Linked DNA regions of Homo sapiens: all the other regions are linked to region 2. Evidence: chromatin loops called from intact Hi-C (ENCODE). Cell type or tissue: heart right ventricle. All regions are shown on one strand.

What was found. Hi-C counts contacts between places; a loop is a spot of excess contacts. Peaks named below come from ENCODE experiments on the same cell type or tissue, not always from the same donor. Only the 100,000 strongest peaks of a DNase experiment are listed, where the experiment ranks them.
Region 1: it touches region 2 in a loop (3-fold over the local background); 42 of 110 quality-filtered maps call a loop at or near these places.
Region 3: a loop joins it to region 2, with 2.9 times the contacts of the local background. A loop is called at or near these places in 12 of 110 quality-filtered maps.

What each region holds. Positions count from the first base shown.
Region 1 is chr7:131,067,931-131,070,430 of GRCh38, forward strand. The region is part of intron 2 of LINC-PINT (long intergenic non-protein coding RNA, p53 induced transcript); the gene reads right to left. Among named protein-coding and RNA genes, the nearest start is that of LINC-PINT, 41 kb to the right of the region's middle. RefSeq lists an enhancer at 2,051-2,195 and a cis regulatory region at 2,123. In heart right ventricle, CTCF peaks have their summits at 735 and 1,477; a DNase peak (open chromatin) is centred at 1,501; H3K27ac peaks cover 1,674 bases.
Region 2 is chr7:131,301,866-131,304,365 of GRCh38, forward strand. It overlaps a transcript of MKLN1 not described here. Among named protein-coding and RNA genes, the nearest start is that of MKLN1-AS, 25 kb to the right of the region's middle. In heart right ventricle, a CTCF peak has its summit at 1,450 (motif pointing left); a DNase peak (open chromatin) is centred at 1,437; H3K27ac peaks cover 1,514 bases.
Region 3 is chr7:131,185,546-131,188,045 of GRCh38, forward strand. It overlaps a transcript of MKLN1 not described here. Among named protein-coding and RNA genes, the nearest start is that of LINC-PINT, 77 kb to the left of the region's middle. In heart right ventricle, no CTCF peak of the experiment used is centred here; a DNase peak (open chromatin) is centred at 1,464; H3K27ac peaks cover 698 bases.

The DNA of each region.
Region 1 (2,500 bases), 230 kb before region 2:
CTGAAAGAAGAGAATTATAAAATGACAGACGCTGCTTTATGTTTAAAGGCACAAAGGTAAAAATTTAGGGGAGACAAGGTAAGTTTACTCAGCCGTAACAGAGACTGCAGAACACTGAGAAAATGCACATGCAAATATAAAGCTCTTGGGGGCATACCCGAGTGTCTGTCTTGAGAGCCAAGGTTTAGCCCAGGTAAAGGCACCCGATATGTATGTCTAGAATGAATGAGTGAATGAATGAATGGAGAGGCTTGGACTTGAAATACTATTTGACAGGAGACTACTAAAGGTTGCTTATCATAGGACACGTGTGACGAAACCATTTCTGATGAAAACTCTTGCTTTCAATACATAGAATGAAGTGGAGGAGTACAAGATATAAAGCGTCATTAGAAGGCTATGAAAGTCATCTGGACATAAAGTAATCAGGGCCTGGACTGGGGACTCAAGAACTAAAAATCAGAAGTGCAATGGAAAAAAGTGGTGGTTATACATCAGTATACCTACTCTGCTTGTTTTATTTACTAAGAATGTCACAAGCATATAAGAAAGTGGTGTTGCACATTTTAGATTCATTTGTTACTGCATTATGAAAAACAGGATGGCATTTTTAATCTAGTTTATCTGATCCTGAATTTTAAGAAGGGTTTACAGCATTTCAACTAGACTACTTACCCTTGGTTTCTTTTCCAATTCCAATAGGAAATCTGCAGGACTCAATCTGATTCCACCAGAATCATGATCTCTGTGGCCTCCTACTGCTAGCTATCTAGAATGGCAGCTTTTGTGTATTTAATACTTAAAACAGTTCTGTAGCAAATTGTTCTATTAATGAAAATAGTAGAGACTCCTTCTGCCCTCTAGTTTTTCTCCCATGTATGTAATAATGACGACCCCAAAAGTAACATCTTAGACATGATTCACAACCAGACCAAATCTATGATTGAGGTAAACAAAATATATACAAAGCTAAGAGTCATTAATTAGATCATTCATGTCTCCAACATCATTTCCTGTAACAATCAATGAGAAGCAATTCACAGATTCCTTCTCAGCTGGGTGCAGTGGCTCATGCCTATAATCGCAGCACTTTGGGAGGCTGAAGTGAGAGGATCGCTTGGGGCTAGGAGTTCGAGACCAGCGTGGGGAACATAGCAAGACCCTCCTCCCAACCCCCCCCCCCACCCATCTCCATTATTTTTAAAAAGGTATTTTTAAAAAAAGAAAGAAAGAAAAACAATTCTTTCTGTTTTAACTATTGTTTGCACATATCTTATATACCATGTGGTCTTCATTTCACCCCTGGCACCTTTACTTACCTACTCTGCTTCTTCATGACTGGTCACGGTAAAAGCTAATTAGTGCTTCTGCCTGTCAGAAGACTCATTCTTGACAGTTCTTGCTGACAAGCAGTCTTAGTCACAAACAAATAGGGCTTCACGTTCAGCCAGACTCTAAGTCTCACCGTCCCTCTGGGAGGCAGCAGAGAGTTCCAGCTAACTCGAGAAAAGACAACACAGCCAGAGAGGATGGCTGCCTGCAGGCTGACAACGCTGTTTCAGAGCACCCTAACACTTTCGACACAAGTAGATTACACCGGGGGAAGAGTTTAGGGATGAACACGGGAAAAGTACATAAAATCTAAGCAAACAAACAAAGCCCTCCTCCAAAAAAAAAAAAAAAAAAAAAAAGAAAAGAAAAGAATTATTAACACCAGGGAAAACAAAAAGTTGTGCTGGAAAGAAAAGGCAACCATAGATTATATAACTCAGCTGGGAATAATGTTTTCAAAGTCCTAACAATGTAAATGCTGAATTATTCAAAATGTAATTATAATGAAAAGAAAAGGGCTATGCACATGGGGTGGGGGTGCATAAGATAAATTCTCCTGGCCGGGGCGGTGCCTCACGCCTGTAATCCCAGCACTTTGGGAGGCCGAGGCGGGCAGATCACGAGGTCAGGGGATCGAGACCGTCCTGGCTAACACGGTGAAACCCCGTCTCTACTAAAAATACAAAAAAAATTAGCCGGCGCGGTGGCGGGCACCTGTAATCTCAGCTACTCGGGAGGCTGACGTAGGAGAATGGCATGAACCTGGAAGGCGGAGCTTGCAGTGAGCCGAGATGGCGCCACTGCACTCCAGCCTGGGGTACAGAGCAAGACTCCATCTCAAAAAAAAAAAAAAAAAAAAAAAAGATAAATTCTCCTTTATCATGAGAGGTCAAAGGTAATGCCTAACACTGAAAAAGTAAGAAGAGGATAGAGCAATGCCTGTTTAGAGAGCTGGAGGTAAACAAGCAGAACAATCCGCTCTAAGAGTTGAGCTCAGAGAGCAAGGGATGGGGCAGGAGTGACAGCGGGGAGACTGCTGGTCTTTGTAACAAGCCTTGTACCTAACAAGCTCTTGGAATATGCGGGTTGTGTGCATGTACAACTTTAGAGTTAAATTAACACTAGTTTAAAAGTGGCCAAGTAGAGACTAGAACCCAGAGTTGCTTAG
Region 2 (2,500 bases):
ATAGAAGCTATCCCACCAGCCCCATCCTTTGATGCCAGGTAACATGTGCAATATTTCCATTTAGAGTGGCCTTCCGGAACCAAAACTCCCAATCTGGGAAGGGATTCTGATATGACAACTTTCATGTGAAATAGGAAAAGTTTAATTGACAATGCCACAGGGGCCAATACCTGTAGGAGGATGGGATTCTTTCTAGATGATTGTGCTACAGGGATAGCGTTCATTAGGAAGTGTGGTATTTGGCCTGTGGCCTTATGGAGATAATACTATTTCTATCGCCTCTATTATATTTTACATTCCAACCCTTTCTGAATGCTCCATGTATATTAATTCATTTAGCATCTGACTACTCCATTGTGAGCTCCTCAATAACCAGGTGTACGCCCAGCCCCTGACTCATGGGAGGTGACCTATAGATGTTCACTAAATAAATGGATGAAAGTTTAACCAATCCAAGTGGAAGCAGGGGGAAAATGAAAGGAACTACTTCCGTCTCCTTCACAAAGACCAGGCTGACGATCTGACTTGTGGTGATGGGAGAAAAGTGTGGAAGATCTTGACTTAACATTTCTACCTGGAGCGCTGGGGTACTCTTTTTCTGAGCCAATTTCACTCTTCCCAAAAGGCTGTTTGGTTCCAAATACACTAGGCATCAGTGTTAATTGCTTTTCTGAAATATCATTTTGTCAGCTTCGTTTAGATGTGGTAATTTGCAAAGCAACCCCCAGCAGTTGACAGTTCATCCATAGCTGAGTGGTGTTCAGACATTTCCTGGGATTCCTGCCCGCCTTCTATGCAGCTGGCAGTGTTTGCCAAACCAGGATATGTGCTCAACCGGGATTAACTTGGAACCAGTAGTGCTTTGTTGTGTCTGAGATTTTTTAAAATTCTGAAAGGGTGAAGGCCAACCATTAGTCCAGAAAATAAAAGTGCAGTAACTTATAATTTAAGAATTAGCAGGTGCTTCAAGATGACCTAGTCCACACTGGGTGGATGAGGAAATTATGGTTTGACAGGTTCAATGAGAAGGTCAGCTGGCTGGTCGCTGAGAGGCCAGGTCTACAATCTGTATCGTTTGTGTGGTACCAAACTGTGCGCTGGGGTCTCTAGATTTATGCTTGTGTGGATGTGTTTCAGCTACTGTTTCTTTCTGAAGCTCTTTTTCCCTGGCCAGAGACTTCCTGAACCTCCTTCATACATGTTTCAAGGTCACAGCCCAGACCAAAGTGTTTACAAAAAAAACTAAGCACTTATAAAGAGGAATTATTGCCAGCTCCTGAACTCCCAATGCCCCAGCTCCAACTAAGCTCTGCAAACCAAGGAAGGGATGAAGTGGTCTTTGGAACCAGGAGTTTCTTGGTTTGGATGCCAATAGGAAAACGGATGAATTCTGTCTGATTTCTGCAGCAGGCGGAGGCTGCAGCTGCTGTTGCTGCCACCTCCTGGGAGAAGACAGACCTTAGCTTCATACCTGAAGCCAGCCTCAGTGTTCACCTGTGTCTTGGGCAAAGGGCCCATTGGGGCAGGACTGAAATTACTTTCTCCTGGAAAATAAAAGGGATATCCCCTTACTCAACAAACAGAACCCTGGTATTCTTTGCTTTTTGTTTGTTCGTTTTGGCAAGGTTATGCTTGAAGAAATAATCTCAAACAATGACAAAGTTGTAATGAGTTAATACCGGAACCATGAGAGAGCAGAAATAAGATTGAGGCAGAACCATTTGTTTTAGGAAAGTATCAGAGATTCCATCTCTTGGACTTCTGAATCCTGGGGTGATGTTAGGAATGCACGCACTTGAGAATTGTATGATATAAAGGATGCATGAATTTGGTGAGTCTCAACCTCTAAGAGTCTCAGTTTACTTGTGGGGCTGTTATGAAAATTAATTGAGATAATGCATGTAACTTCCTCATATGAGAAGTGTTCAATGTGAATTATTTTGAGGCAAGTTCACTCTTATATCCCCATTGTGATTTTCTATATTTACGGACCAAAAAAACTGGCCAACAGCCCCATGCCTTTAATTCTTTCTAGTCTTCTGATTTATAGATGATCCCTAAGCAAACTCCTTTTATTTATTTAAACATAATAATACACTAGTGAGAAGAAATTCAGGAGGAACTAGGAGATTCAATTTAAAAAATATTTCTTGAGTGCCTACTATGTGCTGTATGTGTACAATATAGGTATAGGCCTCAAAAATGTCCCCTGAAGTACATTAGGAAGACCAGGCACAGTGACTCATGCCAGTAATCCTAGCACTTTGGAAGGCTGAGGCGGGAGGATCTCTTGAGGCCAGGAGTTTGAGACCAGCCTGGGCAACATAGGAAGACCCTGACTCTACAAAAAAATAAATTAGCTGGAGGAAGTGGCCCATGCCTGTAGTCCTAGCTACTCAGGAGGCTGAAGAGATAGGATCACCTGAGCCTAGGAATTCAAGGTTGCAGTGAGTTATGATCATGCCACTGCTGTACTCCAGTCTTGGCAACAGAGTGAGAC
Region 3 (2,500 bases), 120 kb before region 2:
CCAGCCTGGGCGACAGAGCAAGATTCCATCTCAAAAAAAAATAAAAAATAAAAAAATTACTTTCCCAGGAGTAGAAATGGATTTATGCTGAGTCACTCAAGCTTTCATTTCATCCAGGGGTTGTGAACATAGATTCTGGAACCAGCTCTGTCACATACTAGCCGTATGACCTTGGGAAAATTACCTAAAAATTCTCCATGCCTTCAATTCCCGTGTGTGAAATGGTGATAATTATACCAGCTACCCCATAAAGTTGTTTTGAGGCTTAGAGATGTAAAGAGCTTAGAACATGGCCTAGCACGTATTTTGTACCATGTAAGTGGTATTTTCATTTGTTCTTCTAATATTAATTTAAAACATCTGTGGGCCGGGGGTGGTGGTGCAGGCCTGTAATCCCAGCACTTTGGGAGGCTGAGGTGGGCAGATCATGAGGTCAAGAGATTGAGACCATCCTGGCCAACATGGTGAAACCCCGTCTTCACTAAAAAAAACAAAAATTAGCTGGGCATAGTGGCACGCGCCTGTAATCCCAGCTATCAGGAGACTGAGACAGGAGAATTCCTTGCACCCGGAAGGTGGAGGTTGCAATGAGCCGAAATCATGTCATTGCACTCCAGCCTGGGTGACAGAATAAGACTCCGTCTCAAAAACAAACAAACAAACAGCCTCTGTTCTGACCAGGTATGGGTGGCTCACGCCAGTAATCCCAGCACTTTGGGAGGCCGAAGTGGGAAGATTGCTTGAGGCCAGGAGTTCAAGACCAGCCTGGGCAACATAGCAAGATACTGTCTCTATACAAAATAATTTTAAAAATGAGCTGGGCATGGTAGCACACGCCTGTAGCCCCAGCTGCTCAGGAGGCCAACGTGGGAGGATTGCTTGAGACCAGGAGATCACGGCTGCAGAGAACCATGATCGTGCCACTGCCCTCTGGGCTGGGAGATAGTTAGATCCTGTGTCAAAAAAAAAAATTAAAACAAAACCTCTGCTCTGGACGCTGCTAGGTGTTGAGAGGTAAAAACAAATAACATGCAGTAGGTTCCCTCAGTGGGCTTACGGTCTGTTTTATTACTTTACTGTCACTGTTTTATTTACTTTGCCTAGCACGCCAGTTGCAAAGTACTCAATAAATGTTTCTGAACGTATGATTGTCTTGTGGAAACAGGCAAGCATACCAATAACTTCAATGAAATGACAGGATGTAACTGTGCCTGGCCCATAGTAAGTGTCTGGTACCATATAAGCATTAGCTATCTTAATTATGAGTTTAGTAGAATAAATGCTGAGATTGAGTGTGCGGGCTGAAGGTTGAGGGTGAGGAGGTAGAAGTGCACTCAGGGAAGTCTTCCAAGAGGCAGTATCATTGAGCTTAGTTTTGATCAGCGTGTAGGCGTTAGCCAGTAAGAGAAGAGGGCTAAGTGTGTTCCAGGCAGAAGGAACATTGTGTGCAGAGTTAGAGAGGCGTGAAATAGCACAATACATTCAGGGAACTCCGAGTAGGCAAGAAGGACTGGAGCGCCATCCTTATTGTGACATCCAGCATGCATTTGTTAAATGAGTGTTTGAGATTAGAAGCTGTGGGATGAAACAAAACAAATGAGACATTGCTTGTGTTATTCTGGCCTTCAGCATTGAACTAAATAAGCAGTCATGGACGAAGTGGCCAGAGGATTTGTTCAGTGTCATACTTGCTCTGGTACAAATGCTATATACTTTCCTACCGCACAGTCAGCCTCTTCTTGTCCTCTGCTAGAGGAAGTAAATTCACTTCATTTGTCTTTTTTTTTTTTTCCAAAACAACTGAGATAAATTACAATAAAGTTGAGGAGACTGTAGTGTAGGTGAAGATGTTTTTGCATAGTAACGTATTGCTCTAGAGCAGAGGTCAGCAAACTATGGCCTGAGGGCCAAATCTGATCCACCGCCTGTTTCTGTAATTAAGTTTTACTGGAATACAGCCATGCTCATTTGTATACAGGTTGTCTATGGCTGCTTTAGTGCTATAACAGCAGAGTTAGGTAGTTATGACAGAGACTATACAGCCTGCAAAGCTTAAAATATTTACTGGCTGGCCCTTTACAGAAAGTGTTTGCCAATCCTAGGCCAGGTGCGGTGACTCATGCCTGTAACCTCAGCACTTTGGGACGCTGAGATGGAAGGATCACTTGAGTCCAGGATTTCGAGACCAGAGTCCAGGAGTTTGAGGCCACTCTGACTGACATGGCGAAACCCCGTCTCTACTAAAGGTACACACAAAAAAACTAGCCAGGCATGGTGGCGCATGCCTGTAGTCCCAGCTACTTGGGAGGCTGAGGCAGGAAAATTGCTTGAACCCAGGAGGTGGAGGTTGCAGTGAGCTGAGATTGTGCCACTGTACCCCAGCCTGGGTGACAGAGTGAGACTCTGTCTCAAAAAAAAGAAAAAGAAAGTGAGTGTTTGCCAGTCCTCACTCTAGATTCTTCTCTTCTAATCTGATAAATAACAACCACCTAAATATTTA